Linked DNA regions of Homo sapiens: regions 2 and 3 are each linked to region 1. Evidence: chromatin contacts called from ENCODE Hi-C or POLR2A ChIA-PET data. All regions are on one chromosome and are shown on one strand. The core of a region is the stretch at or near the end of the contact, and the rest is flanking DNA. Distances in the headings are between cores, read along the strand shown.

Region 1 (4,682 bases), core at 1,159-3,658:
GATCCGCCCGCCTAGGCCTCCCAAAGTGCTGGGACTATAGGCGTGAGCCACCGTGTCCGACCGACACAAGTGTTTAATTTCTGTTTTTGCACATCACTTCAACTTGGAGCAGTCACCAGTCTGTGACCTGTGGTAGGTGGTGGATAGTCTTGACCTGGCACAGTGCTTGCTACACACATGACAGGACTCAGCAAATGTTAAGAACTAAATACAAGTAATGTCCTACAGTACCTGTGCAAGTTCTTCCAGGAAAATTGCCAAATATGTTAATATTTTCAAGAGCCCTCCAGGATCCAGCCCTTGCCTGTCTCTCCAGCCTCGTCTGCCTGGTCTCTGTTCCATTTGTTCCAGCCGTAATGAACATCTTACAGCTTTGCCAATATGGCAGACTGTTTCAGGTTTCCATGTTTTTGTTGCTATCACTCCCTCTGCCTTTCCCTCCTCTGGTGCCACAAGGGGAGACCCTACTTTCCAATCAAGGCTCAGCTTTTATGAACTATTTCCTGATCCATCTCTAGGCAGAAATAATGATTCCTTCCTCAGTGCCTCCAGTGGATCTTGTTTGAATTCTATTATGGGATCTGTAACACTTTATTGGATTTATTTACTCACATAGATTCCTCTATGTGATAAGGATTAGACTGTCAACCCCTTGATACCAGACGCTATATCTTGTTAATCTCTGTATTCAGTCTACTCAAAACTGTGTACCTGGCATTTAATATGTATTCAATAAATTTCTATGTAAGAATGACTGAATTAATCAATGACAGTGCTTTTTCTTTAAAATGCAATAGATATCAATTCAATAAACATTTACTGTGCCTCTATCACATGCCAGATGGTGCTGGGATACTGTGTTATGCTGGAATGAGCTGTGGCTTTGAAAATGTAGAACCGTTCTTCTTTGTCAGTTATTAGCTGTGTGGTCTTGGGCAAGTTATTTAACTTTCTAATCCTGATATTTTCATCCATAAAGCTGTGCAGGAAAAGGTGTTATAAAGACTAAATTAAACAATGTGTGTAGAACTCTTAGCAAGGTGTCTAAGAGCATTTTATCTTATTTCTCTATACTACTGAGGCTGAACTGGAGGTTCAAAAACCATAGGCCACACAGTATTTTGACCTTAGCAGTGGCTATGGTTATGGCTACTGTCTTCAGGTAAGTGGCTGTCTCTATAGAGACAAGGTGCATACACTAGGCACATAAGCCTAGCAAAGGGTTGGGGAGAAATTCATCATCAATTTATCATCCTACCCTGGACCCCTCATATTAGCTCATATTAGCAATCCTACCCTGGACCCCTCATATTAGCAAGTCCTATCATTTTTGCTTTCAAAATTTGTTTCTCAGATCCACCCACAATTCTTCATTTTCACTGCTGTCATCCTTTCTTGCTTGTGGGGGCCTCTTTTAGGCATTGAAAATAGGTTAGCTCCTTTCCAAGCAGTCTCAAAGGGTTTATATATTAGTAAAGGAGACAGATACAAATAAACAACTTTAATATAAAATATTGAATAATTTATTACTGTAATAACAACAGGTGCTCTTAGAATACAGATGAAAAAGAAATTCTGCCAAGGGAGTTTGGGAGAAGAAGATAACAGGAAAAATACAACAAGAAGAGTAGATAGTCACATTCTTCTCCCTGCTTCCAAGCTCTAAAAAGAGAAAAGCATCAACCAAGGCACAAAGCCACGAAAAAATACTATATATATATCTAGGGAAAAGAAAATGGTCCATTAAGGCTTACAGATAAGGATTCACTAAAAAAGCAACCAGAAATGTTGACTGGAATTAGGTTTGAAGGGATCTGTGGGACAACATCTGCAGCAACTGGATGCCATGAGGGCTGTTTAAGCAAAGGCATGACCTGAGTAAATCTATCATTCAGAAAGTGAACCCTGGCAGTAATGTGGACTACAGACCGCAGCAGGGAAAGGTGAGAGACAGAGACGCTAGGGGAACACTCACATAAAATTCACATAATCCTAATAACTAAGTTGTAGCTTTCTAGCATGAGGCACCAAATGTCAGTATCCATCTAAATACCAGTGCTTTTAAAAGGCACCTACCATATAGTAGGAAAGCAAGGGGCTGGTATGATGGTCACCTTAAAAATATCTTTCTGTAAGAACTTGGTAAAAGGGCAACAATGTTTTTGAAAAAGTACTTTTCTTCTTTTTAAGAAGACTATTGCCAATACATGGTAGATATATATTTTAAAAACTTACCTTTGACAGTACCTGGGGCAACACAAGCCCGTGAAGATGAGTCTAGGTTACATTCAGTGCAAAAAACCACAACCCTGAAAAGAGAAAAAAATCACTATGAACTGTATGCTCATAGCAAGATGCCACATGAAACAGTGGCACAGGCAGACTTGTGGAAATCCAGCTCCTCCTTTCACCAGCTATTGTTTCTAGGCCCGCAGCCCAACCCCTCAGAGCTCAGCTTCCTCAACCAACACTGGGAACAATAACAACACCTTCTTCATAGGGTTCTTTTGAAGTTTAAATGAAGTATGTGTAAAACTCTTAGTACAGGGCAGGATACCAAACACATGCTCAATAAAGGCAAGTGGTTATTAATATTAAGGCTTTGTACAATCAAGGGCATCACCCCCTACCCAGGTGTTTAGGTCAGACCCTGACATCCGTCATGAATTTCTCACCCAACCCCTCATATCAGCCCATCAGCAAGTCCTATCATTTCCTCTTTCAAAATCTGTTTCTCAGATCTACCCATAATTCTTCATTTTCACTGCTGTCCTTCTTGCTTGTTGGGGCCATTTCGCTGGTTCTCTGTTCCTACTCTTGCTCCTCCCCAATCCATTCCCCCATAATGGCTGGAACAGTCTCTTCAAAATCAATTCATAGCAAGTTGCTAGTAAATGCAGTAAATATTTTATTTATTCCATGATGGAATCTCTCTCTGAAATATATATTCATGTATTTGAATACAGAGATATAGGAATATATATTAAATGGCCAGCAACTTCATTTTACAATGAACAAACAAACGCAGAAGGAATGCTCCTCAAGGTTGGAGCTACCTATGTGTGTGTAGGTGCTCAAAGCAATGGCGAGCCCAGCAGAGGCTCATCTGGGACCAGCATCTACACCGCTGTCAGAAAGCTGGCACTATTTGGAAGTTGGCCCCTTAGTTTCACAGTCAACCCAATACTTCTGTCCAAGACAGCGTGCTCCATTCCCCACAGCTAGAGATTGTAAGTCAGGGCTTCAGCCCCACGTTAGAGCACAGTGCTGAGATGGTGCTGCAGGGAATCTGAAAGCACCTCACTGCCCTGCTATCTGTCGTCCCCTCTATTTGACTTACTTTATTTAATAGTGTTTGAATCAATACATCTCAGATGGAACTGTGATGAGAATTAGAAATATTTTGACTTGTCTCCCTATCTCCCTACTGTACACTGTATCACAGCAGTCTTTCTTGCTGAAGAGCAAATTTGACCTCTGGGTATCTCGCCACCTAAATTCAGTCAATAACTACCTTTAGGGTAAAATCCAAGGCCTCTCCAGACCCATTATCACTTCATGACTGCACAGTTTCCTTACTCACAACACACACATTAATGTCTGAGAGCCCTCTGCCTATTCCCTTCCCCTTTTCCTTTAGGTGTTATCTCCTAGAAATTTTCTGTATCCTCCCTGGTTGGACAAAGTGTTCCTCCTCCGAGATACACATTATATTGGTAATATCCACGGGTCCATTTTCTTCACTCAGCAGGAGCTCCTTGATAGCAAGGACCATGTCTGACACACCTTTGAATTTGGTATTGGGTAGAGTCCAATAAACATAAGCTGAACTGAATCCCAATGGGATCCCAGCAATTCAGTACTTGAATGTGGATGGGTCCCCTAATTAAATGCATTGGTAAAAATTGAAGTTAGCTGCAACCTCCAAGATGGGTCTGGCCCTTACAGAGAACTCGAGGCTACGTGGTTATGTCTGACCCTCAGCACTTCAGAGGACGACTGGATTCATTAATTTTTTGTCAACCGCAGAGACTATCAAGAGAATAACACTAATTTTTAGTTCCCTATTCTGATTAAAGTTTCCCGCTTAGGTTAAAACACAGCCTCTTCTCTGGATCTATCATTAGTCCAAATAGTGTGCCAACCCTGTAAAGTTGTTCATTACATGTCTCCTTAACAGACAAGGCTAGAAAGAGACCATGTCACTCAGTCCCTAGCCTGCTTGGCAGTGAGTCTCAGACACTGCCTGTATTCAGAAGGGAGGGGAAAAAAAGAATTAAGGTAGAGGACAGGTAGGCTAGGGAAACTGAGCAGTTTTCCAAGTACTCTTGAATCCAGGTTTTACAGAACAGCTGCATTACTTTCTCTGCCAGGCTGTGAACCTCTGTATCAGGTACACACGTATTCAAAATAAACATAAAAATTAATTATAAAATCAACATTTGAAATTATCTAGTTGAAGTTACCTACAGCACTATTTTCCTTCCAAGGTATAAATAGCGGCAAATTCCTCCACAACTGCTTTGAAATGCTCAGAACTACACGGTAATCCTACCATCTGATCAGGTACAGCTGCAGCAGTAAAACTGTGAACCACTCCAGTTTTCTCTCTTCTCTTTCAGAGCAGCCAAACTAGTCTTGGAATTCATAGAAGGGGTGGGAATGTTCAGTGGATCTTGGGT
Region 2 (4,682 bases), core at 638-3,137, 220 kb after region 1:
CTAAAAGAGATGGCTTCAGGAAATAAGTGAGAGACATTTTGTATAAGAAGTGGGAAGAAAATGATCAAGAGTCAAAGAAACAACTAATCATGATATCGCCTTGCATTTTTATAGAGCCTTTTTCCTAAGGCACTTCATATCTATGTTAACTCATTTATTCTTACAACATCCCTACGAGGTAGACAGAACAATTGAAAGGGATTTTCACCAGGGCCTAAGATGTGGGAGATATTCAAAAGGATATTGTATTAGCAACAGAGATATTTCTTCATATTGAATAGATTGATCATCTCCTTCTCCTCTGCTTCAGTAAAGTCATTTTTAAAAAGATAAAATCTATTACAATTTGGGGAGAATAAGATTTCAGTTTACCACATGGGAGACACTCCAAGTTCAATCTAAAAAAGCAGTTTTATTCAATAATATAGGGCCACCTCTCTTTTACAAAAAAACAAAAAAGGGTATGAGTCAGATTTTTTTCGTATTTGAAAATTAAATATACTTAGGTGGTCCTCTATTTACACAGTGTTCCTTATTTAATAGCAGATGGTTTTGTAAAGAGAATCACTATAAAATTATTCTATAAAGTTTTACATAAAATACTGGATTGTTAAAGGAGAGTAACTTCTGCTAAATACTCTTTCCGAAACCAAAAATAAGAAACAAAAAGGAGCCACTAAAGAACTAAACCGTTTATGACAAACATTGCTGCATAGAACAAAAGATTCTGCGACCTGAAGTTTCCCATCCTCAGATAACATAACGAGAACACACGAAATTTTTCCCATTGGATGTTTAGATCTAAAACACTTCCCACTCCTAGTTTATCTAGGGATGTGTATGTTCAATAGTGTGCAAATTATGCTGCATACACTTTATTAAGAAGGCCTAATTCCAGGTAGATAAATACGGTAAATTTTTTTTGACAGTATACCTGTCAGGGCAATACAGTACATTTTAAATTAGTGAAACCTTTGGTTGGTATGTTCAATCCTCACGTTCAGGAAGAGTTGGGACAAAGAACACAAAGCAGCTATCTTCAGACTGGACGCCTAAACCAGAGACAGTCATAGGGATGGAGCCTAACGGCTAGTACGAAGAGAGACAATACCCTTCCAAAATACACTTCAACATAAAGTTTTCTTTTCGTAAAGGAATGAAAACTGGTGTCCTTTGTACAGGTAACAAAAATGCGAACAGAACTAGAAATTCAAGCAAAGAGAGAAATCCTGACCTCAGAGTGCTAGTGTTCATTCATCACTGCTCAGCCCTCTACCACCCCCTCCAATCCCTTCCAATTTGGATTAAATTCTGACCATGGTGAAGTGGAATTTTACCTCCATGATCCCAAGGTCGAAAATCTTTCCCTGAGATGCTTCTGAAGCCAGTTTGTGGAGATTTTTGTGTTATGGACTGGGTAAGGAACAAGTGTTCTCCCAGTTCATTTGATAGAAGTCAAATCCCATCACCACAAACATTGTCACAGCAAAAGGTTTAGAGACCTTAGCTGATGGGACTTAAAAGCAATATTTAGAGAACTAGTGAGATTCATTTTAATTAACTCATACAGAACATTCTGCAAATTATAAAACTGTTCAAAGTTTCTAGAGTATATGTACAGATGTTGTATAATGACATACCTTTTGGAAGAGAAGGGGTTGAGTTTATGTCTTGGCTTTGACACCGAGTTATTAGAATCCTTTCTGGCAAGAAGGGAGACAAATTCAAGCATCAGAGTTACTGCATTTCAGAGTATGGATCCACTTTGTGCTGTCTTCCATGTACCACTCTGAAAGAGGGTGCAAGTTTACAGATCCATTAACTGTGCCTCCTCCTCCCCACCTCTTACTCCCTCCTCCAAACTAACCCTAGTCAGCCCTGCAGTCTGTAGGCAAACCACACAGGAACTAGCACATATGGGGCTTCGGAGAGTTGGGCGTGAGCCTTAGATTATGTGGTTTTGTTTTCTTGCTGCCAGAGTTGAACTAAAATGCAGGAGGTTCACTGAAACACTTTTGCTTCTTTATGCTTGGTTTCAGTTTTAACAATATCCCCCCTGAACACTTGTGTTCACATAAGAAAATTTATAGTTCTTGATATGGTCCATCAGCAAGCTGATCTTAAGGAAAACTCTTATTCTCTTAGTATAATCATGCATCCAGAGGAACATTAGGGCTTCTTGGGGGAACTTATTTAAGAGCACCCTCGATCACTCACAATGTTAAAATCCCAGGAAAGATGCTTTGTTCATACACTCAGCCTCTAATATTACTCTTGACAAAAAAAGAAGAAACATTCTGAGCTGGGATGCATTCTCACCCCAGGTTTGCCACAGTCCAGCATGAGGTGGAACCAGTTCCTTCAATTTCTGGGACTTCAATTTCTGTTGAGTCTTAGACTGAAGGCTTTCTGGGATTTAAGACTTTCCATTGACCTTGAGTTTTGTTACCTTCAACTTCCTTAGTTCTTACCTTTAAATGTACCACTCACCCTTCCCCCTATATCAACTGCAACTTGTGAAGGCCTCTTCCTTTCTCTTTGCTCTTGCTAGAAAATGGATTGCCAACGTTGCATCTTTTACAGAAAATTAGAGACATTGCTACTTGCTAAGTGGCACCATTCAGAGTTTGGGGACTGGATCCAAGATGAGGAGGGAAATGTTGGCTCACTGGGATGTTCCTAGCATTAATCCCTGGAATACCAAGAGGAGAGTGTCAAGGAGAGATTCAATTTGGGGTTCTAAAATTTAAACTTTTTCTGCAATGTGAAACGGCATCCTTTTCCATCTCTTTGCTTCTTTATATCTAAACCTTGCTTAAAATTTACTTTCTTAAAACCTTTTCCTTGGTTATAATTGCCCAACATTTTTATTGAAATAGAAAAGAAGAATCAGCAAAGTGTCAAGGTGACAGAAAATGCTCAGTAAATATTTGTCGAATGAGTTAAAGGAAGTAATTTTCTATCCATAACTCCTTTTTTTTTTTGAGACGGAGTTTCACTCTTCTTGCCCAGGCTGGAGTGCAATGGCATGATCTTGGCTCACTGCAACCTCCGTCTCCCGAGTACAAGTGATTCTCTTGCTTCAGCCTCCCAAGTAGCTGGGATTACAGGTACCTGCCACCATGCCTGGCTAATTTTTTTTGTATTTTTAGTAGAGATGGGGTTTCACCATGTCGGCCAGGCTGGTCTTGAACTCCTGAACTCAGATGATCCGCCCGCCTCAACCTCCCAAAGTGCTGGGATTACAGGCATGAGCCACCGCACCCGGCCCTGTAGCTCCTTAATAACAGGCTTTCTTTTTATTAATGCAACTTTGTCAAATTTTCTTAAATCCTGGTTATATCTGAAAAGGATCTCTGCTATTTCCACATTATAAAGATAAAATTTAAAAATAACAACATCTTGCTACTTTAAAAATAATAACGTCTCAACCTTGACCTCAGAATTATTCAGCCTTCTAAGGACCTTCTTGGATCATTACACTGAACAGCTCTATTGCCAAGTTTTTAAATGCTGAAATCCTCTGGCTACAGTCCTTATTCTTTGATAGCTCCCAAGTCGATGGTTTTGAAATGGTTAAAGGAGTCCCTAAAATTCTATGGTTGGGGAGTGGGAGCGAAGGGAAAATGTTGAATGGTGTTACATGGAAAGTATCATGGTGTTTTCAGCTTGTACCCTAATGAGGAAGCTAATTTTGCACCAGGCACTACTCCCCAGGGAGCAGAATATAATCCTTCCCCTTACAAGCATGGGACAGATTGCAGAACAGAAAAATCTCAAAGGCAAGTTATTTTGGTAGTAAGTACTGATTGACAGACATGTTATGTAGAGCATAGTGGGAGGGAAGCAAGGCCACTTGAGTGGTTTATTTCATAACAGCTCTGTAACTGAACGAGTGCAAAGGCAGATCCTAAGAATAAAGACCCTAATGTGAGAATGCCAGCATTTCAGTACTCACTATCATGAGATACTCAGAAAAATAGCAGCAAGATGAGGAGGATACAGTAACATGTGAAATATGGACTTAGCCACAGTGGAGAAGTTTCTTTTTTAAACCATACTTTGTTTAAAATTTTTTTAATCAATTCCTTTTGAGGGGTCATTTGTTTATATCTGAACTTCTGTTTTGTTTTGTTTTTTGTTTTATTTTGTTTTTTGGAGACTGAGTCTCGCTCGGTTGCCCAGGCTAGAGTACAGTGACGCAATCTTGGCTCACTGCAACCTCCACCTCCTAAGTTCAAATGATTCTCCTGCCTCAGCCTCCCGAGTAGCTGGGATTGCAGGCACCTGCCACCACACCCAGCTAATTTGTATATTTTTAGGACAGCTGAGGTTTCGCCATGTTGGTCAGGCTGGTCTCGAACTCCTGACCTCAGGTGATCTGCCCACCTTGGCCCCCCAAAGTGCTGGGATTACAGGCATGAGCCACTGCGCCTGGCCAATATCTGAACTTCTTGCCATAATTATGCTCAATTTAACTTTATGGTAAAATATGTACTTCTTATTTAATAGTGTGCATTCAGACATTCTCGTTTCATTTATTCAATAAATAAAGTTTGAACACCTACTCTGTGTTAGTCCTGTTCTAGGTGCTGGAAAACTATCAGTGAACAAAACATAATCTCTGCCCTCCTGGATCTTACATTCTGGTAAAGGGAGAAACAGAAGGTACATCAGATGGT
Region 3 (4,682 bases), core at 1,424-3,923, 170 kb before region 1:
CCCTCTCCAAAGAATACAGAAGGACCAGGGAAAAGCGCCACTAGGCTCCAGGCAAACACCTGCTCACGCCCGCCTGGGCTGCAGAGGAATCACGGTGGTGCAGGTCTGCACATTCTCCATTTCAGGGAGTTAATTATTCTGGTTTAAAAGCCCTTCAATCTCCTGCTGGATTGGAGAAAGTAAAGATCTTGTTGCAATCGATATGGCATTTAACAAAGCACTGCAGGTGCAAAATGACAGCAATTTAAAGTCAGGACAAAAGCCTGCTGGAATATGTTACTTTCTCAATATTGTATTTGAGTAACTGGAGGAAACAGGCATGGTAGAAACCCAAGGCCCGGAATATTTGTAACAAATCTTAGAAGTTTCAGTGTCATCCTTTTTTTTTTTTTTTTTGAGATGGAGTCTCACTCTGTCGCCCAGGCTAGAGTGCAGTGGCACAATCTCAGCTCACTGCAACCTCCACCTCCTGGGTTCAAGCGATTCTCCTGCCTCAGCCTCCTGAGCAGTTGGGACGACAGACGGGTGTGCGCCACCATGCCTGGCTTTTTTTTTGAGACGGAGTCTTGCTCTGTCGCCCAAGCTGGAGCGCAGTGGCACGATCTCGGCTCACTGCAAGCTCCGCCTCCAGGGTTCATGCCATTCTCCTACCTCAGCCTCCTGAGCAGCTGGGACTACAGACGCCTGCCACCACACCCAGTTAAGTTTTTGTATTTTTAGTAGAAATGGGGTTTCAGCATGTTGGCCAGGCTGGTCCCAAACTCCTGATCTCAGGTGATCCACCTGCCTTGGCCTCCCAAAGTGCTGGGATTACAGGCATGGGCCACTGAGCCCGGCCTCAGTATCTTCTATGTTTACATTAACTACTGATTGCCCCTATAATGTGGTCAAAAGGAATATAAAATCTGGTATTTATCAAAACCTTTTAAAATATTAATGTGCTTTGACCCAGAAATTTCATTTTGGGCAACTAAATTTAGAAAAAATGTGGGCAAGGGTTTATGTATAAGGATTTCTCTGCAGCATTATTTGTAACAGGGAAAAATTAAAAACAATTTAATACTCAACAGTGGGGGAAGGGAATGTTAAGTAAATCAAGGTAAATCTACCTGATGAAACATCATTATGATCACCGTGAATGCTACATAGCAACAGCAGAAAATTCAAGGACACAATGTTAACATCAGGTTCTAGTGACCCTGAGTGCAATAATGTGAAAAGCATCCCTGTATATGAATAGTGTCTGAATAGGGAATTAGTAAAAATAATTCCTGTCATTGTATTTGGGTTGGAGGTTTCTTTAAGAATTTGTTTCTCCGCTATCCAAACTGTGTGTGGTTATCTTGTCTTTTTCATTTTTTTTTTTAAGACAGGATATCACTGTCACCCAGGCTGGATTGCAGCGGTGTCACCATGGCTCACTGCAGCCTCAACCTCCTGGGCTCAGGTCATCCTCTCACCTCAGCCTCCCAAGTAGCTGGGACTACAGCATGCACCACCATGCCCGGCTAATTTTTTGTATTTCTGTTAGAGACAGGTTTTGCCATATTGCCCAGGCTGGTCTTGAACTCCTGGGCTCAAGCAATCTGCCCATCTTGGTCTCCCAAAGTGCTGGGATTATAGGAGTAAACCACCGTGCCTGGCCTTTTCTTTCTTCAGAGTTACCCAACTGCTTCATTTTTTAGAAATACAGAAATGTTGGGAAAAGACAGAATAATCCAATATTTAATATTCTGCTCCCAGTATGCATTAAATAAATAAAACAAAATTCAAAAATGGAGGGAACACAAGTAATTTTCTTTTTTGGGTAGAGCAGACACTTTGGTCATAAAGAGATCTGTAGTACCCAAGTCTCTCACACAAAGTTAACTGCAACTTTCCCAACAATTCCACTTTTGAAATCACTCTGATATGCATCTTCCCATGACTTGATATATAGTCACCGAGCTCAAAATACATGCCCTGCTCAGGCTCCAGCAGTGAACACAGCAGGCCCAGACCCTGCCACTGTGAAGCTTATTATACTCCTAGGCGCGGGGCAGAGAGGGAGAAAAGACAAGGAGCAAGCGGGTCGGGGGGTGGGGGAGTGACAGGGCAGGCTGCACACTGTACGTAGCTGCCCTGAGAAAGCTCCTAGGGAAGGTGGCAGAGAAGCAGAGAGCTGAAGGAGATAAAGACTGAGCCATGCTGCCATCTGGGAAGGATGTTCTAAGCGTATGCTTGGTGTGTGGGGGCCACTTGGCTGGAGCAGCATGAAGGTATGGGACAGTGACCTGTACTTGTGGGGAGGTGGGATCACCAGGAACCTCAAAGACCAGAGTAAAGACTTTGCTTTTGCCTTGCATTCTCAGCGAGAGAACCAGCCACGAGGGGATTCCCGCTGAAAGAGTAACACAACCTGCCTTTTGTTTTAGCACAGTGCTGTGCAGAACTTCCTGCAACGCCGACACGTTCTACGTCTGTGCTGTCTGCACAGTGACTATGAACCAGACGTGGCTATTTAAGTTAATTAAAATAAAATTTAAAATTCAGTGCTTCCAGTCCAGCGGCCACATTTCAAGGGCTGATGTGGCTGACGGCTATCACACTGGACAGTGCGGTGTCAGAGAATCAGTCTGACTCAGACGTGAGACAGGCAAATGTTGAGCCGAGGCAGGGTGGGGAACAGGCAGGAAGTCACTGCAATAACCTAGACAGAAACGGCGGTGGCTTGGCCAGGGCCTGTGCTGTTGAAAGTGGTAAAAAAGGATCCGCTTTTGGATAAAGGTTTGAAGGGCAGTCTTACTGATGCAATGAACATGGTCACGAGCTCCAAGGTTTTTGGCCTGAACTCCTATAGGATGAGAGTGCCATTTGCTGGGAGTTAAGGGGATGTTTTTGAGGGCAGTGTGGGGTGAGATCAGAAGCTGTGTTTTGAACATGTTAACCTGTAAGGCAACCTATGAGTAGTCTGTGGAGTTGAGGAAAAATGATGTGGGCTGAAGACACAATTTTGGAATTCAGTGCTTAAAGTCATTCCACTTGGTAAGATCACCTGGCACTGACTACAGATGGTGAGGAGAGGTTCGAAGGTTGAGATCTGGGACATTCTGCTGAATATGTATTGAGAACTTGAGGAGGAACTCGTAAAGGAGATGGAGAAGGAGAGGCAGATGGAGAACCAGTGTAGTAGGTGTCCAAAAGCCAAACACAGGAAGTGCTTCAGAAAGGAGGGGAACTCTGTCAAATGCTGCTGATACACTGAGTAAGAAGAGACTAGAGAACAGATCATCATATTATGCAAGGAAAAGATCAGAGGTGACTTCCACAAGAAGGTTAATTCCCACTGTCGCTGCCTTACCTAGACTCCTGTACTAGTCCTGCAACTGCACTCTTTTGCTCTAGTACTCCTGCCATTCAAACATGTCCTCTATATTACTTCCAGTGTTTGTTTGTTCCCTCCCTCCCTTCCTCTTTTTTTCTTTTTTGAGACGGGGTCTTGCTCTGTTGCCCAGGCTGGAGTGCAGTGGCTTGATCGTGGTTCACTGCAGCCTCGCCTCCCAGACTCAATCTATCCTCCCACCTCAGCCTCCTGAGCAGCTGGGACTAAAGGTACACACCACCATGCCTGGATCATTAAAAAAAATTTTTTGTAGGCTGGGCGCGGTGGCTCACGCCTGTAATCCCAGCACTTTGGGAGGTCAAGGTGGGGTGGATCACTTGAGGTCAAGAGTCCCAGACCAGCTTGGCCAACATGGTGAAACCCCATCTCTACTAAAAATACAAAAATTAGCCAGGCGTGGTGGCGCATGCTTGTAATCCTAGCTACTCAGGAGGCTGAGGCACAAGAATCACTTGAACCCAGGAGGTGGAGGTTGCAGTGAGCTGAGTGAGAGAGAGACTCTGCCTCAAAAAAAAAAAAAAAAAAAAGCTGGGCACAGTGGCTCACGCCTGTAATCCCAGCATTTTGGGAGGCCAGGGCGGGTGGATCAGGAGGTCAGGAGTTCGAGACCAGCCTGGCCAACATAGTGAAATGCCGTCTCTACTAAAAATACAAAAATTAGCCAGGCATAGTGGCACACTCCTGTAGTCCCAGCTACTCGGGAGGCTGAGGCAGGAGAATCACTTGAACTTGGGAGGCGGAGGTTGCAGTGAGCAGAGATTGTGCCACTGCACTCCAGCCTGGGCAACAGAGTGAGACTCCAACTCAAAAAAAAAAAAAAAATTTGTAGAGATGGGGTTTTACTATGTGGTCCAGGCTGGTCTCAAACTCCTGGGCTGAAGCAATCTGCCTGCCTCAGCCTCCCAAAGGGCTGGGATTGCAGGTGTGAGCCACTGCACCCAGCATCTTCTAAACCTTAAATTTTCCTACATCACTACTCAGCTGAAAAATCTTTAATAGTATATTGTCTACAGCAGTGGCCAAACTGTAAGTGCACATAAAGATCACACGGGGGTGACTAAGTCCCAAAGCCACCTGTCACAGAAGACTGGAGACCTGGGAACTGTGTCTTTAAGTAGCAACCCAAATAATGGTTGTAAACCACGTTGAAAAGGATTGGCCCATAGGGCCAAGTCCCAAATCCTAAGCAAAGCAAACACCTTTTCCAAATTTGGTCCCATACTTCTTGTCTAGTTCCTTTCTTTTCTATTCTAAGACAGTGTGTGTGCATTTGTGTGTACGTTTCAACAAGCTCTAACTA

What was found. A loop is a pair of places that touch in the nucleus more often than their neighbours do. ChIA-PET counts read pairs that join two places held with the same protein, here RNA polymerase II (POLR2A). Pooled maps may share reads with other maps.
Region 2: a map of natural killer cell shows a loop between it and region 1 (2.1-fold over the local background). The contact joins the promoter of GRAP2 here to the enhancer-like site in region 1. A Hi-C loop is called at or near these places in 1 of 168 maps with a recorded cell type or tissue (natural killer cell). POLR2A ChIA-PET finds 5 or more read pairs at or near these places in 2 of 52 experiments (HepG2 and T-cell).
Region 3: a loop to region 1 is called in a pooled map, with 3 times the contacts of the local background. The contact joins two enhancer-like sites. A Hi-C loop is called at or near these places in 1 of 168 maps with a recorded cell type or tissue (gastrocnemius medialis) and 5 of 50 pooled maps. POLR2A ChIA-PET finds 5 or more read pairs at or near these places in 1 of 52 experiments (activated T-cell).

The regions. Positions count from the first base shown.
Region 1 is chr22:40,114,682-40,119,363 of GRCh38, reverse strand. It overlaps a transcript of TNRC6B not described here. Among named protein-coding and RNA genes, the nearest start is that of TNRC6B, 61 kb to the left of the region's middle. Within about 2 kb of position 2,408, at least 2 of the 41 ENCODE cell types and tissues checked have a DNase peak (open chromatin) inside an H3K27ac peak, as active enhancers do.
Region 2 is chr22:39,898,289-39,902,970 of GRCh38, reverse strand. It overlaps GRAP2 (GRB2 related adaptor protein 2), which reads right to left and starts at 1,887. Exons shown (of 8, transcript NM_004810.4): 1 at 1,641-1,887.
Region 3 is chr22:40,288,067-40,292,748 of GRCh38, reverse strand. All of the region lies in intron 12 of TNRC6B (trinucleotide repeat containing adaptor 6B), which reads right to left. Among named protein-coding and RNA genes, the nearest start is that of ADSL, 56 kb to the left of the region's middle. Within about 2 kb of position 2,673, at least 12 of the 41 ENCODE cell types and tissues checked have a DNase peak (open chromatin) inside an H3K27ac peak, as active enhancers do.